Regions from separate parts of the Mus musculus genome. Here all the other regions are linked to region 3. Evidence: chromatin loops called from intact Hi-C (ENCODE). Cell type or tissue: heart. All regions are shown on one strand.

Region 1 (8,000 bases), 170 kb before region 3:
ACAAGCAGAGCTCCTATTACAACAAACCTTCCCCTACCAGTTTTTCAATTATCTATGACTAATGAGCACTCTGGGAACAGTTTCAGACACACACATAATCCTCTTTCCTGATGTCAGCAGCAGAAATTAATGACTATGTGGATTGCTGGGAGACAGAAGATGCATTATAATGGTCAACAGAACTGTTATCCTCTCCAGGAAGGGGGGGGAGGGTATTGAATTAACTGGAAGGTTCAGTGTTCCTTTGTATTCTGAGAGGGAGATGAAACACAGGGGGAGATCTGGCTCCAGGCCCACGGAAATGTCAGAGAGGTTTGGGCGTGGGTGGCATGCGACCCTGCTTCCTTATGCTTGCTGTGGAATGCTGGTACCAGCTCGGTTGGGCAAGGCTGACAGGCCAACCAGATTATGTCCAAGATTGTGCTAAAGGACACTTTGCCTTGCCAGTTGGAGAGAATGCTGGAATTATTTCAAACTCAAGTTACTTTCAATCTGATTTAAAAGTGGGTAACAAGACTGAGAACATACAATTCTCAATCACTATGCAGTATTCAGAGGCATTTCTTAAGTTTGGCGTTTCACACAGACATGACACATGCTTGAATGGTTCCAGAGAATGGTAAGGCCTATCCTGACTCAGATCACATGGGTAGGTCAGCTCTGAGGATTTTCTAGAAAACTGGGACAACTGATAGAAAATGGCTAAAAGGATTGTAGTAGTCTTGGCTCCTGAATTGGAGTTACACTTGTATTAAATGATTCATCCAAGTAGAGACTTCCTGAGAACCCAAAGCTAGTGTTCTTCTTCCACTCTTTAAGGACAGCATCTGATACACCTCCTAGAAATCATGTCATTGTGACTAGAAACTAAATTCCATTTCCATTACTGATTTCACATCAAATTGTATGATATTCATTATCACTTATTATAGAAACGGTGGGTGAATAGACATCTACTGTGTGCACACACTGTCCCAGAGTAGCACCTAGGTTAAGGATTAAGATAGAGGAGATCTTTCTAGCAGGTACTAGTTCTTTCTAATACCACTTCTGAATTACATCTGTTAGTTAACATGTCTTATAATTACTCCATAGTTTAGACAGTTTGATACACATGGAAGATCCCTGACTTTGTATTCTTACTTGGTATTAATATGCCTTATACTCCATATGCTTTAAATGTACTTTTAAATAACTCTTACATACCATATCCCTATATTTGGTTTTATACATCTCTTCCAGTAGAAAGATAATAGCTCACAGACTTTTCTCTCTACATCTTATTTCTTTCACTCCCAAGTATCTAAAACATACTTTTAAAAGTAATGTTTACTTTAGCAAAATTACACATTTTTGTTTATTTTTTAAGATCATAAGACATAGATCAATCACCTTGAACAAAAAGATTAAAGTTGCACACCTATATGTGCCCACCTTGTACAGAGTTTCAGTAGAAAGTAAACAAAACAGATGAACACTAAATTTGACTCTCAACCCTGGATATTACTGGGGGATAAATTAGTAAATTAGTAAAGAAACTAATATAATCCCACCAGTGATCCACTCTCATTTCTAACTCAGGACAATGACACACATCAAGAGCAATGTACATACCTAGAAAATGGCAGAAGGCATGCTGGCACAAAGACTCTTCCTATGGCAGCAAGAGACTACATATACCAGATTCTTGCAGAATACAGCTCTCAAGTCCTCCCAGCTGGACAAGCTGGTTCAAAGAAATCTAATTAGCAACTAGTTACTGCAGTAGGTCAGTGAGCTGAAGAGCAGTATGAACATCTTGTATTTCAACAACATAATTATTCAAGTCCATGAGCTGTTGGTAACTGTTCTTGGAACATTTCTGTTCGTATAACTTTCCGTCCTAATAACAAATCAATGAAATGCAAATTGTTTTAGAAAGCAATATATGTAGGTCCTATAACTTAGGGTTGAAGTATTAGAGTTTATTATTTCATAGAATAGAAACAAAACTACAAAAGAATTTCAAAATTTATTCATCTACCCAGGAAGGGAAGAGAGGGGTTACATTTGAGGATCAGATCAGGGTCAGGATTCAAAGGTCTGACTCCAAAGGCTGAAATTTTCCTAAATTACCATCGAATTTAGGAACTCGGGTAAGGTAAAGACTGCAAGGAATCGGAAAGCAAAGCCCCACTGATAGGCTGTATATAGGAACAAAATCCTAAGGTCCACAATATTCTAACATACGAAGAACATCTACCATCTCCTTTCCTAGATCGACCCTTACAGACCAGGAATACAAAGAAGGAAGTGCATATCTCATGGTTCAGCCGTCACAGAAGCAATGTCTAGACTCACAACATGGCTCCTGACTCACTAGGCTTCCTCTGCTTTCTATACCTCCTACTATAGAATGTCACTCTTTTCCCTCTGCAGCATGCAGAAGGAAGCCAGGCCCGTAAGTCACATGGAGTCTAGAATAGCTGGCAAAATTCAATAGCTTCCAGAGGTATGGGAGTCAGTTCTGAACTATTCAGAGCATAGCTGTAGTCTTTTAGCTTGAAATCATCAGCTCTGACACCCACAACGACCTAATTCTCTAGATAATTGTTGATGACCTATTTTGTTCTCACCTAGCCTAAGGCTACCTCCTAAAAATCCTTCCCTAGGTAGATCGTAATTAATCCCTCTTTCCTCTAGAACCCCACAGTATGGTGTCTGGAATTACATCATTCTGCTCTTTATAAGAAAGACCTTGCACCTTCCTCTTCTAATTTCAATGATAACAGCACTGAGGGCTCAGCTCTTTCAACTGCATTGTCAGAGGCAGGCAGGTTAGCATAGCTTGTGGAGTTCAGGTTAGGTAATACATAATCTTGGATGCAGTCCATGGCCTTCCTACTCTCAGGGCTATGACCTTGGGCAAGTGATTTCTTTCCATTGCAAACTTCCTTGCTTATAAGAATTCTAAAATAATGCTATTTCCCTCCTAGAGTGGTAACGATAATTCATCAAGATAATGCCTAAGAAGCACAATTGCTGGCATCCCACATACAACAAAAGACCAGCAGGTAGTAGACACTATTACAGTTATCACAACTATCAGTGCCCGATATGTTGGATGCTGCCTAGCACAAAGAGGTCACAGAGTTCACTCTGGCTGAGCTAAAAACCTTGAGGGGTCTGTGATGTTAGTGTGTGATGAGATGTAGGTGTTTGAGGTCATGGGAGTTAGCTGCAGAAACCATGAAAGGTGTTAAAATATTCACAATAATGGAATTTAGTTTGCCAGAGTGGAAAAAATGTCTCCCTGTGGTCATGTGTGAGAGCCAAAGTTATGTTTTAAGCTTTAGTTACTGTGCCTAAGAGATTCATAAAACAAAAACGGCTCTAATCTGTAAACCCCTTGCCTCAGGACAGATACTTCCTGAAATGCTAGAGACCACTGTTTATGTTTTCATTTGTTAAACAAGTCTGACCCAGGTGCACTGGATGTGCTTGGTCACATGTAGATGAAAGATACCTAAGCAGGAAATACATCAGGATGTATGCTTGCCCCTGATTGGATGTAGGCAGGAGGTATGTAGGCAGAAAGTATGTCAGGATACATACCTTTGATTGGACCTGATGGGAAATATGAAGCTTTATGGGTCTGCCTTTATAAGCCAGCGCAAAATGTGACTTCTTGCTATTTTCTGGAAACCTTGGAAAGGTCCTGGCCAGAGTCTATCATCTTGGCCAGTTTTTAATTAAAGCTTGCTTCAAATTTGGCTCAAAATTTGTGGAATTGGTCTTTCTCACATGATTCTCAAGTTCAACACATGTTTCCATGCTAAATCTTCAGAATGAAATGTTTTAAGAATAAGTGTAGAAAGCATTCTCTTTGGAGCTATTTTAAGCACTAAATGCTGGTTTCAAAAGGAACATCAACAAAACCCTGGACTGTCAGATGACTATGACTTTCTAGAGCTTTGTAAGAAACGGCAGCCCTACAGAGTATCCCGACATCTAAGAAAAGGCAGATTCAGGAAAGAGTGGCTTTAGCTGCCATTCTGCTCCAGGTACTATGTGGGGTTTCATATTTGTTGTTTCACAGTTCTATGAAAACTACATTAAAAAAAATCAACGACAACTAATACAGACCTATGTTTCTCAGTTTTAAACTTATGTGCAAATGACTTGTTTTTCCAAACCTGCAATTCACTATTGAACAGAATATCTGTTCACTAGAAAGACAGGATTTTCAAAATAAAGGATAGTCTTTGACTCACTGTGCTTCTTTGTGTGATCCCATTTACTGATGCAGCATAGCCCAAGGAACACTTTGTCAGAGCCAGTGTGGGTGAGCAGTCTAGACTCCTGTTTGTACACTGCTGGATCACAGAAGATAACAGCCTCCTAACAATGGCTGCCTCTATGGGATGTCAAACAGCAACTCTCACAGGAAAGGGCCAGTCAGCAGGGCTGGTGGTAACCGCACAAGGCCAAACATCTGGTGATTTCAAGACATCTGGGGTTTTTCTATCATGTAGACCAAACACGATTCAGGTAATTGACCAAATTTTTCACTTTCCAACCAGATGTCTTACTTTCATAAAGAGGAAGCCAGTCTTGTACTTTCATGTGCAAATAGGCTAGACTAAATTCACCCCCAGAGGGCAGGATTAATTGCTTATACTCAATGAATACTAAATTACATATTATTTCTTTTTCCCCCAACTGTTTTACCCTTGAAAAGGCTTTCTGCTATTGTTTTGAAAAGTGTATATTTCATCTTAGAAGTGCTCTTTTTAAAGCCCTACTCCTCACATTTTTGACAGGGAGCCAGAGTGCTATTAGGAAGAGTGTGATTTCAGCAGTCAGTTTGATCTGGCTTTGGTTGCATGCCTCGACTTTCAGAGCCTCAAGCCCTCTAAACTCAGATTCTTTGTAGATAAACATCATAAAATCCATCTATAAAGACCATTATCAAGATGCAAGCACACTGTCCCTACAGTGCTTGGATGCTTCTTGTGTCTGGTACTGAGATTACAGAGACCAAAGTGCCTATGCATCCCACAGGTTCTCTATCAAGAATGCAGATAGGACTGAAGAGAGGGTGGTGAGTGTGTGTGTGTGTGTGTGTGTGTGTGTGTGTGTGTGTGTGTGTGTGTTTCCTAGTATTCTTACAGATTTTACAAAGAAATGTCCAGTTTGTAAGGGGAGGGGGTGTATCTGAAACATTTCCTTTTCCTTAACCCTTATATGGAACGTATGCTGGAATTTTCCCTTGTCAAGTTTGTTTCAAGAATTCATGTGGTTATGAATTTCCACATTTCTATTTTCTATGCCGTTGTCCTGACAACCAACCATTTTACTGGACAGATGATGAAAAGAACACAACAAGGTGTCTTTCTTCAGTCAAGTCTAGTTGGCAAAACCCAACAGCAAGGAAAGAATGTTTGAAAGATGACAGGGTTTAGGTGTGATCTCCTTAAATAGAGGACAGATGTATGGATAAGTCTAGGGGACTCAGAGCACATGGGCACAAAGAGAAGCTGCTGTTACAGAACTTACTTGAATGTAACAGCTACCATGTTTCAAAAGCCAGGCTGTAAATAAACATTGAACCTAAAGCCAAGAGCAATGGGTTTTTCTTTCTGTTTGTTTGATGTATACTAGATTTCATCAGAATTCAGAAATATCTCAACTATATGAAGAAAGAAACTATGAATATAGCTTTTTAACTTTTCCTCCAGCAATGAGAATTCTTTTGCCATGAAATGAAAGGTTCTGGAGCCCAACAGCAATTCTGCTCTGCCTCAAGTAAAGAAGGAAATGCCCAAAGGCTGATTGATGTAGGCATTGTTCTTACACTCCAAGGATGCAGATTCATGGACTAAGATTCAGAGGTTTGATTCTAGAACCTGACCTGTGCCATCAGACCATCTACCTGGAGATTAAAGAAGGGATGACGCTTTGGGTTAAGGAGTATTCTCCCTCCAATACAGAGGGAGAGCTGGCCAAGTTGTCATTTAATCAAAATATTGGAGTCAAATCTGTGAATTCATGCAATTGTAATAGAAGATTCCAGAGTCATGCTGTGACTTTACAGCACTTAAACTCTACAGCTCTCGATTACCTGGGGTGGGGGTAGCATACACATTTTGGGGAAAATGGTCAACTGATAAAAAATGCAAAGTTCAAACTTTATAAATCTAATTTCTATGTTTTAAAAGTCTTATTCTTTGGACAGAGGATCTAGAAAAGTGAACAGATTTTAGTCAAAATGATAATTAGCTCAAAGCCCCAAAAAGAGTCCCTAGTCACCATGTCCAATTACCTAGGACACAAGAAGGGGCCCCCAGAGGAAGCTCTGAGCACAGCAAGAACCAGCTCTCCACTCCTACAGGAGTTAGTGTTCCGAAAGGCTAGAGAGAAGAAGACAAAGACAGAGAGAGGGCAGGAAAAGGGAGGAGAAGGGAGCTAAGTGTCACCTTTTGGGGTTGTTTCCAGAGATGGCATTTGGGTTACACATCCTCTGGGAGGTACTCAAAGTGGGACACCCATAGTAGTAGCCCACCAAGCCCTAGCATAAACAACAGAGCTGACTTTTAAAAGATAAATATGGAGAACATGAATTTGAAGGTAGTTAAGACTTAATTATAGGAACTACAAACACAAAGAGTAAAAAAAAAAAAAAAAAAAAAAAAAAATGCTGTCTCTTTACATTTCCCCTTCCCAGAGATAAATAGTAATGAAATTTGAGAAAGTATCACATGAGACTCCTCCACAATATTAAGATATGCCTTATTCAATTCCTTGTAGCAGAGTTAGTATGTTTATACAACCGTAAAGTCTGTGTTTTAAGCTCAACAGATGTCTTTCCTCATCAATGAGTATCATATTTTCTATTAGAGAATATATCATGATGTTATGGAGATGACTTGGTCAGAAAAGTGATTGCTGGGCAATCAGAAAGACTTGAGTTTGATCACTAACATCCAGATTTAAAAAAAAAAATAACCAACAAGGAGTAAAAGTGCACACATCTGTAATCTCAGCACTTCTTAACAGAGAACAGGAGAGCCTTGGGGCTTCTTGCCAGCCAGTCCAGCTGACTGGTGAGCTCCAGGTTCAGTTCAGCCAGAGACCCTGTCTCAAAAGCTAAGCTAGAGATTAAGAAGACATTGCTGGAGACCCCTGTTTTATACATGCATATGTGCATCCATATGTGCTTACATACCATATAAAAACATACATACAACACACACACACACATATGCACCTACACACAGAGGGGAAAATATACCACACTTTAAGATATGTCATATTATTTAACCATGTCTTAGAATTGAATATTTAACCCTTCTTTTTCTGTTTCAAAGCAATCCGGACTTAGCTTTATTTCAAAGTATACTGTAGGGGGACGGGGCTAATCTGACCATAAAAAAAAAAAAAAAAAAACAAAAAAACCTGTAATTTAGATCTTCAGTGACCTTCAAAGACTCATATACTTAGTCACCAGTCTCTGATGCTGTCAGAAAGTGGTGTAATATTTCTGAGTTGTTGCCCAATAGAAGGAAGTTAAGCTATCTAGGTATGGATATAAAGGTAATGGCCTCTTCCCCTCTCCCTTGGCATCCTAAATTAGCAGCTGTGTTACACCACACACTCCATACCCCAAAGCTTTATGTTGACATTTGGCGCAAAGCTATAGTAGTCAAGCAACCATGGACTGTCCTCTCTGAAACTGTGAGCCACATGAAATCTTTCTTCTTTTGGTTTATCTTAGGTGTGTTTTCTGTGGAACAGAAAGCTGACCCACACAGAGAGGAATAAACAAGGCTAAGAGATAAGGGGAGAGAGTTGTATGAGTGGCTAGTGAGAATTATTTATACTACTCAGCCTCCTGATTCAGGGAGGAATTGAGAAAGTTTTGGCCACACAATGTCTAGAAATTTGATCAAACAATATTTTGAGTATTTCTGTGAGAGACTTTTGGGGTGAGTCTTATGCTCACACCTGAGTAACATTCC
Region 2 (8,000 bases), 80 kb before region 3:
GTGTGCTTGGCACATAATAATATGGCAGCAACTGTGGACAGAACTTTGTAATCCCTGCACTCTCCATGTTATAGACTAGCAAGGATGATACCCATAAGGAGTTATTTCCAAACACTCTCTGCTTGATCCGATGACTGAAAGCAGGGAAATGGAGATGCCATAGTCACCTTAACTGGGAGACTAGGCAGGCTTTCAAAGCATTTCTTAAATTGAAAAATACACCAATGGCAAAAACGTAATTGTATGTAACCTATATACCATATATCTTTTCTGGAGCAAAGTATGTCTTTTAAGTACAAAAATATAAAAAGAACAAGTCTTTCCAAGCTATCCTCCCAAATTTCTTAGCTTCTAACTGTTGGGAGCCTGGCCAAGCAAGGCTTTTTGTAGGCACAAATGAATGGAGGAAGAAAGGAGCATCTTGTGTAAAACCAGGGTCATGCTTGACAAGGTCTCTAATGGCCTGGGGCCAGGGCCTTGGTGGTATTGTGACTTTGAACCCTGAGGATCCAACTCTTCCCCTGCTAAAGGGCAATGGTTATCAGTCCCAAGGCCACTGTGCACATTTGAGATATCCTGCGTTCCTTTTGTGCCACATTGATTATCATGCTGACTTCCTCCCATTGTGCAACAGTTTTCTGCTGACTGTCCCATTTTTCCATGAATATGTTATATAAGATGCTTTCCTATTTTCATAAACACTTCATACATATGTCTGTACCCCTGGTCCTCCTCTGGTTCTCCTCTCAGGTCCAGGTTATCTAACAGGTGTCATGCACATAATAAATAATCCAGTGAGTTTCTGAGCTTTCAGAGCAAAAATGTCAAGGACTGATCACAGTGCCACAGTGCCGTGTGAGAAGGCTAGAACTACAGGAACAATGGAGGGGAGGCTCAGTCAGCTCTTCAGATAAAGAGACGGACGCATGGGATAAACGATACAGGGTATAGAGAAAAGATTTATCATGGCTCACAGATTTAGATGTCAATCTGATCAGCCTGCTCTACTGCTTTGGGCCTGCTGCAAGGCAGGACATCCCAGTGGGAGTGCATGGCAGAGCAAGCTTTCTCACCTTGAGGGCACAATGGAAAACTACATTGGCAAAAGTCTCAGTCAGCATTGCCTTTAAGGATGAAGTCTGATGGCCTGAACACCTCCCTCCCACCAGCGTTAACCCTTTAAAGGTTCTATCATCTCTCAAAGGGGTCAGACATGAGGGTTCAAGCCTTTAGTGCATGGGCCTGGTGGGGAAGGAGGGCATTCAAGATCCAAATACAAGACAGGTCCCCAAGATCCAATGCAGTTTAAAGGGCTTCAGAAACAATCAGACTTTTAAGGTGAATCTTAAAAGGTGATTAACAGATGACATGTAGGAAAATGGAGCTACTGACCTTCACATCAGGGAGAATGGTGTGCATAAAGACAAAACATACAAAGGCTGGTTTGCTCAAACCTGGGGGGTGCCTGCTATGTCTGAAATGTTTCAAATGCATGTGGAGAGTTAAAAACAGCTCAATTTGGGTGCTATGAAAAAAAATCAATTTTTTAAATTAAAAGTCTATTTGAAGCTATGTGCATAATGATCAAAAATGGTACTGTAGTTTGGAACTTAAATGTTTCCTAAAAGCCCATGTGCTTAAAGGTTTGATTCCGAATTTGGCACTCATGAGCAGCGATAGAAACTCTTTTAAGGTGGGTTCTAATTGCAAGTTTTTAGCTTGTTTCTCTCTTTCACAAACCAGCTGTGATGTGAACAATTTTGTCCCGACACTCCTAATGTGCTGCTCTGCTACACTCCAAATGAACTGGTCCAACTGTTCGTGTGAGCCAAATTAAACCTTTTCTCTCTATAAACTAATTAACCCAGGTGTTTGTTATAGCAGCAAAAAGCTAACAGAGATGGCAAGGAGATAAATGCATAAAGTTGGTTTTATTCTTTATTACATTTATTTGTTTGTTTGCTGCTTGCTTGCTTATTGGAGGTGTGGGTCACCATCGCTCAGGCACACATGTGGAGGTCAGATGACAAATTGGAGGAAGGTGTTGGTTCTCTCCTTACATCATAGCATAGGTTCACACGATCAAACTTGACAGCACATACCTTAACCTGCTGAACCATCTCACTGGCTCTCAAATGTAGATCTCGTGATGTCCTGGCAGTGATGACACCCTCTTGAAGGTTAATGGTAACAAGCCATGTAGGTAGCTAGCATGCCTTAAACCTGTTGTAGGAAGAGCTTTCTACACATAATCTCTGCCAAGCCCCAAACCAAGCAATGATGAACAAAGGAGAGAAGAAAGTACACAGGGGCATGATGGGAAGTCAAAACGGTTGGTGGCTTTCCACTCCAGAATCCAGACTCTGCTTATCCTGGAGCCCACTTTCTCCTTTCCACAGATGATGTCTTCACACTACTTTCTAAAGGAAATTTCGGGATTCTTAGGACTAGAATATTATATGTGGAAACTCATTAGGAAAGGGAATAGTGGATTATGAACAGAAAGTCAAGTATAAGAATGAATCATTGTTTATAATAAACAAACAAAACCACACCAATTTTGAGACCATAGGTCCCTTTTGTTAGAGATCAGAAATGCTTCTACAGAGATGCTCTGACTACAATGTGATTCTCATCAAACCTTCCCTACCAACAACTGACTGTACCACATGAGTCTACACAGTGAAATACCCTGATTTTTTTCTTTTTTTTTTATTAGATATTTTCTTTATTTACATTTTAAATGCTATTCCCTTTCCTAGTTTCCTCTCTGAAAGTCCCCTATACCCCACCACCACCTGCTCCCCAACCCACCCACTCCCACTTCCTCGCCCTGGCATTCCCCTGTACTGGGGCATATAATTTTCACAAGACCAAGGGCCTCTCCTCCTATTGATGGCCGACTAGGCCATCCTCTGCTACATATGCAGCTAGAGACAGGAGCTCTGGGGGTACTGGTTAGTTCATGTTGTTGTTCCTCCTATAGGTTGCCGACCCCTTCAGCTCCTTGGGAAGTACCCTGATGTTTAAGCTCTGCATTTGTTTCACTGAAGGCCACCTCTACCACTGCTGGACAATCCTTTAAACCTTTGCAAAGAATTTCAACAAAGGGTGAGGCTTTGAGACAATTCACTACAAGACATCAAAGAAAGTAAATAGGAGTGCAGTGTAAAAGGAACGAGAAATCCCACATTTTCTTCTCTGTAAAAAAGATGGGACACAGTAAGAGGCATGGCTGTGAAGCCATGCATGCATTCCTAGGTGGGCCCCAGCCTCTGTTCCGTAGCAGCTGTGTGAGCCAGAACATGTTCCTTGGCACACTATCAGGACCACATAGGACAAATGCACAATATCCCAGAATGTAGTTCCTTTCCCACAGGACGAGCCCTTCACTGGCTTTCTCTTCTGTCCTGCCCCTCAGCCCATCCAGTCTAGTGTAGACAGGTTTCACTCTATATCTCTAGTATGTCCTGGAATGACTCCTATCACTGTACATTATTACCTGCTACTTCACCAGACATTCCCTAGATACCCAGACAGAAAAGCACACCACTATCTTTAAAAAGCAACTCCCATTAATGAATAGAACCCTACTCATGTGGCCTTTTGCTCATCACTGGCTGGGATGCTCCTCAGAAGCTGGGGCTATGCCTTGTTCTGCTGCAGACAGTCAGAGGAGAGAGGTCTAGCTCACAGAAGACGGTTCGAACTGAAATATCAGAAGTCCATCTCTTTTCCAAAACAACACAAAGGCAAGCTTTCCCCTAAGGGATCTCTTTTCCTTTCTGTAAAACAGTACACAGACCCCACCCCCCCCCCCCGCCCCTAGCCCCTAGCCCTCCACTGAATTACAGTTAAAATAGCTTTTGTGAAGGACAGACACGGGACACAGTGGCCATTTCTCTTCATGTGTGTGCACCCAGGCAATGAAGCCATTGTAATGGGAACAATGTGTGTTTCATTGCACTTCAACAGAACACATGACACTGTGTTTTGAGCCTGGGTGGGGATAGGGGCCAAAGTAAAGAAACCAACCCTAAAGTTTTATTGCATGAAATTCTGATAAAGAAGCACTTCGAAGCCTCTTTCCCATCATCAAAAAACCCACACTGGGCAAGATCAGAGCTTAACAGCCAAAAAAAAAAAAAAAAAAAAAAAAAAAAAAAAAAAAACCACATTCAATCCCTGAGATCATTTTCCTGAAATAGAAAACTACATATGTTTCTCAAATTTCACATCAAGCCACTGCAGAGGCCAGACTGCAGGGCTAAATTGGCCCAATAAGAGAAAAAGAAAGGAGAAGGGAGAAGGGAAAAAGAGAAGGAAAGAAACCTATTCTCCCACATGGCCACGTCTCCTCAGCACAATGTAGACTTACAAGCACCCAGCCACAGAGCTCTCAGTGAGAGTTGCTTATCCTGCAGCTTTTCCTTTGTCAAATTAAGAGACACTGCCTTGGATTAAAAAGACGCCTTAAATTCAAAAATGACTTCATGGTTGGCTCAGAGCTCCGAGTCTCCAGGGCTGGCCGCCAGGAGCACATCTAGTTCAGAGCCTCCCTCCCCTCCCTACTGGAATCAACCTGACTTCCAGAGAGACTGCAGGGCAAACCCTCAAGCAGAAGGGGTTTCCATACTAATTAAAGTCCAAGCACCTCTTTGAAACTATCTCCAGCTCAGCTTATAGAAAACTGAGGTTTCCTAAGAAGCAAGGATGGGGGTTAGGGATGAGGTAAGGGTACAAACAGGTAAAGTGGCATTGGGAAGATATTACGTTTTAAACAGCAGGCTACACTCTAGATAAGAACCAGAAAGAAATCTAGGAGGATGGATGAGCTAAAGACCTTTACAGAACCCGGGGAGAAGGCCTGACTTCTGAAAGGAGTAAGAGCCAGGCAATATTCAAAGCTGAGAGTTTTCACTAATGGATGCACTGCTTGGCACATTCTAACATACAGGTTGACATTTTTTTATTCATTAACAAAAATGAAAGCCATCTTCTAAATGACTTTAGAACAAAGGAATCCCTGATAGCAGTTTCTTAATAACATTTAAATATTTTTTCAAAGGCCCTTGAGAGAGAAGGAAAAGAAACACAGCAAAAAGGAGGTATATAAATTTTTAAAAAGAAACTATACAGAAGGGGAAGAGAAAGAAGAGAAGGAAGGGTCAGAATTTCCATGTAAAGTTGAGTTCCAGAGGTCTAATTCTACAATTAAACCTTAACTACCCATTTCTAAGGGAAAGAGCCTAAGAAAAAAATCCAAAGGGGTGAATGGTGGAAGTCCTTTCACTAGATTATTACATCTGCACAAGGGTCAGGACCCATGGTATGGGGCAAGTCCTTCAAGCTCCCCTCCACCTCCCTTCTGCATCCTGTAACCCATCTTGAACACAACCACACTGTTGGAGCCTTGCTATATCATAGATTCCAGTACAAGATGCTAACACCTATAATGAGACAGGATGAATCTGAAAGCAACCAGAATAAAATAATAAAGACAAAATAATCAGAAGATCCAATTATCATCCAAGAAACAGTCCACTGGCAGAGGGGTCCACCCTGGATACAAACTAACTGAAGAGTTTACAAAGAAATCCATTCTATGGAGACCTGGTTTCAAGAAAAGGTACCCCTAATCAAGTTACAGCCCAAAGGTCATACTGACCATGCAACCTTGTCCCTTGGTTTCAACCTCAGGGTAAAATACTTCTGATTTCAGTATCATGTTCATAGTTCCAAGACTGTCAACAGAGAGTATACCATCATATCCATTTGCAAGCGAGGAACCAAATTCTGAGACTATTTCACTTTGCCAAATTAAAATAACAAATGGAAATACATTTAAGAGATGATCTGAGGCTTCAGAAAAAAGACAAAAGGTTAAGTAGAGGAAAAGCCATATGGCTTCTCAGTTAGAATTTCTGCCATGCTCTATCCACAGGATTTATGTCTAGATGTATAGAGCAGAGAACCTGGCAAAGAACCTTCTAGAACCTGAGCATTATAGACTAGTGGATCTCAACAATGGGTGCACCTCACTGGCACTGAAGTCACATGGCAACTACATCTGAAGGCAAACTTTTGCACTTAGATTTGCTCAACTTCCAAACACTGAAAGAAGCCCTCTAACCTCCCTGCCTCCATGTACCCACAGAGATAGGTGCTAGTGTCTACACAGGACAGCAGTAGAACTGAAGTTCCAAAGAACTGGGGCTTTCTTAGGCATGGATGAAAAGGCATTCTAACCCTCACAGCCACTCCTACCGCTGGCTGGCACAATACAGTCTGGTTTCTTATTCTTTAAGCCTCTTTTTTCCCATTAATTTATTTATTTATTCACTTTACATCTCAATCACAGCCCTACCTCTCCTCCTAATCCCCTCTTCACAGTGCTCCACCCCATTATCCCCCCCATTCTCTTTCACTTCTGAGAAGGGGCTGGTCTCCCCTGGGTACCAACCCTCCCTGGCACCTCAAGTCACTGCAGGACTAGGTACATCCTTCCACCGAAGCCAAGCAAGACAGCCCAGTTAGGGGAGCAGGATCCACAAGCAGGCAACAGAGTTGGAACGGCCCCTTTTCCAGTAGTTGGAGAACCCACATAAAGACCAAGCTCCCTATCTGCTACATATGTGCACAGGGGTGGGGGAGGGTCTCTGTTAGTTGACTCTTGCTCTTGTGGAGTCCATATCCCCCGTAGATCCCTCAATACTTCCCCCAACTCTTCCGTAAGACTTTCCAAGCTCTATCTAATGATGGCTGTGGCTCTGCATCTGTTTTGGCCAGCTGCTGGTTGGGGCGTCTCAGAGGAGAGTTAGGCAAGATTCCTCTCTGCAAGCATAACAGAGCCCACAGGATGGACTCAAGTTAAGCCAGTCATTGGTTGGTTGTCCATTCCTTCAGTCTCTGTGACATCTTTGCCCCACCCTCCACCCCCCTTCTTGTAGACAGGACAAATTTTGAATTAAATGTTTTGTGGGTGAGTTGCTGACCTTACCCCCTCACTGGGAGTCCTGCCTGGCTACAGGAGGTGGTTATTTCAGGCTTCATATCACCCACTGCTAGGTGTCTCAGCTAGTTCCACCATTGTAGACTCCCTGGCACCTCCCCCATCTCAAGTCTCTGGCAAGCCCTAGAGATGCCCCCCCCCCCCACACACACACACATTTCCATTTACTGTCCTAGCCCTCTCTCCTTGGCTTTCTCTACATCTGACCTCAGCTCCCCTCCACTCCTCATCCCCTCTCCTGCCCAGTTCCCTCCCTGGCCAGAGCAATCTCCACACCTGTTTGCATGTTCACATTCACAAGAGCTCTAAGGTACTAGAGTATTCCTATTCAATGCCTCACTGGAGAAGATAAGATAAAACCTCCAAACCGAAGGGGCTTAGGGGAAGCATTAAGCAACTTTATTTGATTTCTGAAAGACTGTACTTTTCTCCACACGAGCTTCTTATTTGAGTTTGCATTTACCTCAATATAATACTAAAATAAGTAAATACATTTTACTAAAGTAGAATTTGACCTAAAGTAAGGACAAATGGAGGTGGTCCGTGCCATGTACTAGAACGTGAGATATTCTATCCATGCATTGTATTTTCTATTTAAAGCAAACTGAGGCTTTGTCCTTCTGTAAAAGGAAATGGATTAACAGGGATTAAACCTGTATGCAAGGCCACCCAGGTGAGTATCAGTAAATAGTTCTAGCTAGAGAACATTTGGTTTCACTTCATGTTTTAAAAAATAAATTTAACTATGCATCTGTGTGGAGTTCTGTGCACATGAGAGCCAGTATCATGGAGGCTAGTGGAAGGTATTGGGTCCTCTGAAGCTGAAGTTCTAGGCAGCTGTGAGCCACCCAACTTGGGTACTGGAAACTTAACCTAGTTCCCCTGCAAGAACAGCAAATGCTTCTACCCACTGAGCTATCTCCACTTTTACTTTTATGGCTCCATTACTTTCATGGATTTTTAAGTGTTCAAGGAATATGAGGCACCA
Region 3 (8,000 bases):
GTTTCTTCAACAGATGATGTTGGGGAAACTGGCTAGACACATGCAAAGGGATGAAGCTAGATTTGTCCATCAGACAGACACACACAAATATAACCAGCCTTCCACATCTATAGATATTATCAGCCAAAAATCAAGACTTTTAGGAAACAATTGTATCTATATTAAACGTACAGGAACCTTTTTACTCATCATTATTTTTAAAGCAGTATAGCATGACAATGTTCTGGTTTTTATCTCTGTTATTGTAACAAATAGCCTGACCAAATGTGGGTGAGGAAACCATTCACTTCAGTTCACAATTGTAGATTAATCTGTCACAAAGGGAAGTCAAGATAGGCAGAAACTCAAAGCAGAACCTTGGAGGCGGGCCTGCTTGAAATTCTATACATTTGACCTCTGATCAAACAATTCTATTCAAAGCCAAAGAAGTACAGCAGGGAACATGGAGAATGCTGCTTGCTCACTGGCTGTCTTAGACCTGCCTAGGGATGGTGTTGCCCACAGTAGGCTGGGCCTCCTACATCAATTAGCAGTCAATACAGTTACATAGAGGGAGGAAGGGAAAGAGAAAGATGAGTGAGGGGGAAAAGGGAAAGAGGGAAGAAAGGAAGGAAGGAGGGAAGGAGGAAGGGCTGGAGGGATGGATGGATATGAAATACTATCACTAAATTTCCTTCTAGGGGAGGGGGTCTACCCCCTTCCTCGCTAACAACAAAAAAAACAAGGTACAAGTCCATCAACGTTCACCATGGGGAAACAATGAGTGTATTGGCTTACTTATAGAGCATGGGTAAGAGGTTAGTGACAGAAGCTTAGAGGACTCCAAAGTAGCCATACTGGAAAGTCTTCACCCTGTGTAAATAATGGCTTCCCAGTAGTCATAAAGATGGAAACCCCTTCCCCAGTTAGCACTATCTTACTCTAGCACCTCCTCTGGAACCTAAGGCCACACTCAGTTGGGGAATGATTACAAAAAAGTGGTGTTTTACTCTGATGTGGGTCCAATGACTTCCTACATGCTCTGTCTAGACAAGAGGGCACAGCTCATCTCATTAGGATGGCAGCTATTTTGCTTGAAGGATAACATCCTAAATTAAAAAAAAAAAACTTGAACACTAATACAGTTTTGGGTCTCTAGAAGGCTTGGAACAAAAATCCTCTGCAGATACAAGCAGCAAGGGAATTCTGTAATATCACCACCATGTAGAATCTAAAAGCCTCTAAGGTAAAACAGAAAATAAAATGATAGTTACCAGCAGGTGAGAGGCAGAGGTCATGTGATGTTGGTCAACAACTATATACTTTCAGTTATGAACTGAAAATCTTCTGGAGATCCAATGTAAACATGTGATAAAGTTAGCATTATATTCTTGCAATTTGTTCATAGAGCAGAATTTAAAATTATTCATCCCCAAGGAAAACGAATACTATGTCAGATGATACATGTCTATATACACATATAAAAAACATGATTTACACTGATATAACACTAGATAGATAGATAGATAGATAGATAGATAGATAGATAGATAGATAGATAGATAGATAGATAGGGTTAGTTATACCCCACTAAAGCTGGGAGAGGCAGAATAAAACATAATCTGGATAAACCTGTGGTGATAATAATGTAAAATGTTTACTGTCTGGGAAGTTAATAAATCACATTATTGGTGTATCTGTGTTATCTGTGTGACTGTTCCCAGAGAGGATTAACTAGGAGACAAGATCCATCCATGCTGGATGTGAATGGCACCATCTCATAGCAGGATGTGATCAAACAGGGACCGAGAGCCCACCAGTCTCCCTTTTGTTGAGTTTCATCTTGTGTATTGTGGAACCAATGTGTTGTAAAGAATGTTTCCCCATTAGTTTCTGATTAGTCCAATAAAAGGCTCCTTTTCTTACAACGATAATCTATACATTATAAAAACAATTATGAAACAATTATGAAAACTATCATGTAAGAATTACATTCACAATGTTCAGTCCATTTGTGTTTGGCAACAATTAGATCTAACTCTATTATCTATCCTGTCTTGGTGAGTCCAGAGTTCCATACTATTATTTTCCATCCTAACTTCTACTACAAACCTAAAAACATCTTAGACCTAAAGTCATCTCCCTGCTGTCCATGATGTGAGTTGTTCCTACCATAGTGAACTGAAATCGTGAGCCAAAATGACTTCTCCTGCCTTAAGTTATTTTCTCATGGGTTTCTCATAGCAACAGGAAGTGTAAGGAGGCTTTTAGATCAAATGGCTTTGTCGCTGGCATTCCTCACATACAGCTTCAGGCCCAGATGACTTTGCTAGTGAGTTCTACTAACCACTAGAGAGAAAATGTGTGTGTGTGTGTGTGTGTGTGTGTGTGTGTGTGTGTGTGTGCATGCGCATGCGTGCACACGCGTAAAAATACTCCCTAACTGATTCTTTAAGGCCAATATTAGTCAGAAAATATAACTCAGAAAATACAAGAAAGGAAAATTACAAATCAAAACCCATTATCATCAATGATGCTGGAATGCTTAAAATCTCAGCAAATGGAATCTAAAATATACAGTTAATTGTATGTCAGTCACTACTACATGGGGCTGCTACTAACTACCCTGGCTGAGAACACCTCTCTGCCTGCGATCATCTCAAGAGTTAAATGATCTCTATGGCACAATCCAGACAAAGAACTATGTCAGACTCCCCTTCTGGCTGGGAGTTTAAAGACGGGGCTTTCCCCAACCTGGTGTTGTTGTTGTTGTTGTTGTTGTTGTTGTCGTCGTCGTCCTTAAAAAGGCTAATAATTGGCTGTAGTTTTTAGATAAAGGTTATAGAAAAAGAACTAAATTCCAGAAGACAAAGCCCAGCAAAATTCATGAGAGCCTGGATAAGAACCTGGCACCCTTCCCAGAAACACAGTGCTCCACCAACTGGGTTATTCCCTCCTCCTTACTTGCAAACTTTGACTTCCTAATCCTAAGCCACCCCCCCCCCTCAAAAAAAATCATCCATAGGCCCTCCTCATCCCCTATTTTCCACCCCAGACCCCATCAGTCAGGAGCAGTCCTCTGGGGCTCTTATTCATACAGCCAGGGCAGAAGCCTTTAAGTCAAGACCAAGCATGACAGCTGCATTAGAAGGAGACTCCAGAAGACAGACTAGCAGCACCCCCAGCTAGCAACAGAAAAGAGAAACATCAGGACTCACATAGCTCACAGTAAAGACGGGAAACCCTTTAAAAAGGACAAGAAAATGAAACAAAAGACAAATCTACAAATCCAGCCACAAACTCAGACTTTAATTCTTCCTTATGGATTTGCTCCCTAAAAGCACAATCCAATGGGACCTTTTGAATTGACACACACACACTTGATCAAAAAAGAGTCAAACTTGGCCACAGTTTGCCCTTTAACTAGGAGAAGAAATTCGAGCTAAAATGTAAGCAGTGCTCCAGTGAATGGACCAGTGACAGAGGAGTTCCCCCACAGTGTGTGTCTCCATCCTGAAATGGTCATGAAGTTCATAAACATGGAAAGATCCCCCTATACCCTTCCTGGCCTGCAGCCCTGTAACAAGACAGATGGCATTATCCCATTTAAACTGAAGTACGCACCAAACACTATCTCCAGATGCTCAGCTTCTATAGCCTTAAACAGCACCAGCCTTGAAACGCTTTTACATTGCCAAACTTGAAATCAACGACTTAAAATGTTTAGAGAATTGTCCCCAAATTGGGGTGCGGGGCGGGGGTGCATTGCAAAATTCTCTTTTCTGGGAGAAAGAAAAAACACTTTATTTAATTAACTGTACACTACTCAGAGAGATAGGGCCTTAGGCCCCAGACATCTGTAGGGCAGTCATTGGGATGCAGTAAAGGCCTCTCCCTTGGGCAAGACACCTCACCCAGAATACACAAGAAACTGAAAGGCCAACCAGTGGCCTGGCTGTGAGACCCAAAGGTGAAGGAGGGAAACATTTAGCAGGCTAGAGAAGCTTTTGGGGGGAGCTGGCTAAGAGCCTGCGTGCCTGCAAGAACCCCTGGGAGGGTCACTTACTTGTCCAATATGAAATCACATTCTAGCTAGCAGGCCAGCAGGCCACCATGCACAGCCGCACCGCACCCAGCAGGGCGGTCCAAACAAGCTGTGACTCCGCCCGCTTCAGTCCAGCCCCTCCAGCAACCCTTGTAAGGAGCAACCTGATTGGTCCTTTGAAACGGGCACCGTGAATGGCCAGTACTTGTGAGCCCTGCTCCTCCCCACTGTACTGTAAGTCTTGGGTTTGCATTTCAAAATCCTTTCGCTGCCTGGATTTTAAAGATGCCCAGGCAACAGAGACGGCTCAATCTAAGCAATCCCCTCTGAGCGCCAGCTAACCTAGCCAACCTACAGTATGTGGTGGATATTTCCTGTTAAATCGCCCTCGGCTGAGCACCAGGATTGCTATGGGCTTCAATTCCTTGAACCCTTTATACCTGGTGCTTTTCAGGAACTCTCACACTTTATGCTGTGGTCGAGGCTTTGAGGTAGAGACGACACCGTAAATCTAAAAGATAGATGACCCCTGCCTTTGAGAAGTTGACATACCAGTAAGCTACATGGACTCTCGGTACCCTCATCGCTAGATACTGAGAGTCCAAAACCGGTTTGGCTTTTTTTTTTTCTTTTTTTTCTTTTTTCTTTTCCTGGGGACTATTCCAAGGTTGCGAAAACCAACCCTTCTCGATAACAGAGACTTCCTTAGTCAGACCTAGTGTGTTTATTATGTTAAGACTAGTATCCACATGACCTGAGAGTAAACGAGTGATCGATCTCTCTCCGTCATCCAGGTAAGAACTCGGTGAGGCTGAGGCCACAGGATTAGTCCTGCACTCTCCTGGAGGTCTTGGTTTGGATTTATTTTCCTCTACACAAGCAGTGTTCAACCTTCTTTGGTGACCTATATCAGATATTTACATTATGATTCATAACAATAGCAAAAGTAGATATGTGAAGTAACAAAAAATATAATTTTATGGTTGGGTCACAACAACCTGAGGAACTATTATAAAGGGTCTCAGCATCCGGACAGTTAAGAACCTAACTGTTAAGATCTACACTATGATTGCATTTCCAGCTATTCAAAAAATTGTCTGCACAGTCTCAGATCTGTTACTTAGTCATGTGGACCAAGCATACAACGGGAATTATAATATTAAGACCTGGTTGTCTTTCTTTCCGGAGCACTATGAAGAACAAATTAAGTACCAGACATGTATATGTTTTGCAAAAGTTTGGATGCTTAATACACATGCTACATTGGCTCAGCTCTTCCTTAATGTATCCCAGAAATGCAACGCGCCTGTTGCCTCACAGTCTATGGCTTGGGTGGGAACCTGAAAGGTCTCCTCGTTGCTAAACATAAACTAGTGTGTTGGCCTTTGTGGATAGCTGTTTCTCGTCTTTGCTGTATTTGAGTTTTTATTTGAGTCCTCTTAAATAGCATATGACCAGTAGCAAAAATAGTGTTGTGGCTGGGCCTCCAGCAGCCATTTTAAACAATAAAAGGACCTTGGGATAAAAGGCACACAGAGGAAAGAAACACGGTGAAAGAAAGTGAGTCCCTAATGCTGTGTACACCAGACCAGGCTGAGTCCAAAAGACCCCACAGCTCAACTAGCACTAGAAATCAGGTGACTGACCTCTACTACAGAACCATCTGAAACTACATCACAGAAATGTTGTGCAAACGGTCGGATGCTTAATACCTATTATGCATTGCCCCAGCTCTTCCTTAACCTATCCCAGAACGGAATGTGTCTGCTGCCTCAGGGACTATGGGAAATGTACATTTTCAGGCTACAATTTATGGAAAGAAATAACAAATCTTGAGTACTTTATAAAATACTAGCTGACACAATGTGGCTGAAAAACAGAAGAGGAAATGGCTCCATGCAGAAGGCAGCAAGCACATGGGATTGCCTTTCTTCATTAACAGTCTGCTCTCTGAAAATCTAACTCACTCCAAGAAACCAGCATCAATCCCATTGGAACCCAGTATTCCCAGTGACATAATTACCTCCCACAAGTCCTCACAACTTACATGTTCTACCACTTGTCAACATCACCACACTGGGGACCAAGCTTCCAGCATATGAATCCTGTGGAGACTAGATCAAAGCATATCTAAATTACAGCAGTAGAGTATACAGATGTATACATATGAAGTCATGCTCACTCTTATACACATGTAGTCACACAGCTGCAAATTAAATCATGATACAAACAGATATACATAGACACACTGATAGAAATCACACAACCACATGTGTAGCCAACCACACTTTGTATGACCATATTTGTATAGTCTTACATTACCACTTCATCCTCATATATCATACATATAATTATATTTAGGCACACAAGCACATAAATTTAAAGATACAGAAAAGCATATGTACACAAATAAACAGATGTATGCATAGGCATACATGAATACATAACATCGTTAATGTAAACAATTCCTCATCTACTTTACATGACAGATTTCTGTTAACAAATGTTCTACAGGGAAAAGAAGAATGTGTTCACTTTTTGCAAATGTTCATTGTTTTCATTCATTAGTCATTGAGTATTTGATGGCAATATATAGATATAAGATAATAAAGAGTACACTCAGAAATGATAGTGGCATCTGAGTGCTAAGGTCTGTCATAAAAATTAATGACATTATTGCATAACATATGGGCCAGAATTCCTCTTGGATCATATATTCTCAAATATTTATTGCTCCCATATCCTTGAATAGTTTGAATGCCTCTGGAGTTGTAAATAATGACATCAAGATGTAAGATTATAAGGATTATAAATTATTAAGGATTATAAATAATTCTTTGCATTGCTTGAAAAACTGTAACTCAAATTTGTTGAAGCAAATAGCCACTTTTATTGATTCACACAATTGGGTGATTTAAGAAGAAACTGAAACTCATAAGAGTCATCCAGGAATTCCAATTATGTCTTAAATGACCATTTATTCTCCAGGTTTCATCTCTTAATTCCTATGATTGCTCCATACTCCAGTGGGATCATGCCACACAGCAGAAAATATGGCAATCAAGTGCTTTGACATCACCATACCTTCATGAATCTTGGTTGAAGAAAGGCAATAGTATCGTCATACTCACAGTTCTTGTAAGAATACCAGATATGTGTCCAACCCTAGGGATGGGCTGGGAAGATGTGAGCCTCACACTGGTGAAAGAGACAAGATGGGGATGGTGAAAAGATATTATAAGGCCATGAATGAATATCAAAAAATGTACTGGAAGAAAGTAGAAAAGAGGAGATCTAAAGCTTTGTGACAGTATTTATAAGAAATGATGAACTCACATACTAAGACGGCATTCTTGTGATGTTATAATCTCACACATTCAAAACAAACTATGGTGAAGAAAAGAAAAAGACCTAGAGGGGCCTGCGGAGGGAAAGTGACTGAGCCAAACTGTGAATGGACATGATGAAACTATCCCAGTCAGTGAGAATGTTGAAAGCCTTGATAGATGTTCATGTCTCATAAACACATCTATTTGAAATTACATGTTTCAGTATGTGTCAATTTTACATCTAATGTAAAAAGCAAGATGTAGCATAGCTGGAAGTATGGGGTAATAGGAACGATGTAAGAATTAGCAATGGAAAGATTCTGGTAGTTGTTGGATTTGGATGGCGGACACAGAAGCTCATTAAATTCCTTGTTTACTTTATATAAATGTATATATTTAAATTTTCCTTAAGAACACATATTTTAAAGCAAAGAAATTCAAAACTATGTAGTAACTACCATGAAGTCTATAGGAACTAAGTGCTGTGGCACCGCATAACCTGAAACCGTTCCTTGCTAAGGAAGTGGAGGTATGGGCAAAGTGAAAGAATCGCTCTTGGAACAGGTATCCCATGCGTGTGACACTGAACTTGAGATTTGAAGTCAAAGAAGCCATGAAAGTGCCCTGAAGACCCAGTGGTGGTCAGA

What was found. A loop is a pair of places that touch in the nucleus more often than their neighbours do. Peaks named below come from ENCODE experiments on the same cell type or tissue, not always from the same donor. Only the 100,000 strongest peaks of a DNase experiment are listed, where the experiment ranks them.
Region 1: it touches region 3 in a loop (2.3-fold over the local background); 3 of 42 quality-filtered maps call a loop at or near these places.
Region 2: it touches region 3 in a loop (2.2-fold over the local background); 2 of 42 quality-filtered maps call a loop at or near these places.

What each region holds. Positions count from the first base shown.
Region 1 is chr4:95,726,143-95,734,142 of GRCm38, reverse strand. The region is part of intron 6 of Fggy (FGGY carbohydrate kinase domain containing); the gene reads right to left. Among named protein-coding and RNA genes, the nearest start is that of Fggy, 170 kb to the right of the region's middle. In heart, a CTCF peak has its summit at 4,636 (motif pointing right); no DNase peak of the experiment used is centred here; H3K27ac peaks cover 638 bases.
Region 2 is chr4:95,633,551-95,641,550 of GRCm38, reverse strand. All of the region lies in intron 5 of Fggy (FGGY carbohydrate kinase domain containing), which reads right to left. Among named protein-coding and RNA genes, the nearest start is that of Fggy, 80 kb to the right of the region's middle. In heart, a CTCF peak has its summit at 4,522; a DNase peak (open chromatin) is centred at 4,510; H3K27ac peaks cover 406 bases.
Region 3 is chr4:95,553,637-95,561,636 of GRCm38, reverse strand. Fggy (FGGY carbohydrate kinase domain containing) reads right to left here and starts at 4,130. Exons shown (of 16, transcript NM_001113412.1): 1 at 4,046-4,130. It overlaps Gm40206 (a long non-coding RNA gene), which reads left to right and starts at 4,271. Exons shown (of 2, transcript XR_867942.1): 1 at 4,271-4,818; 2 at 7,013-8,000. In heart, a CTCF peak has its summit at 4,114; DNase peaks (open chromatin) are centred at 2,896 and 4,186; H3K4me3 peaks cover 1,464 bases; H3K27ac peaks cover 1,885 bases.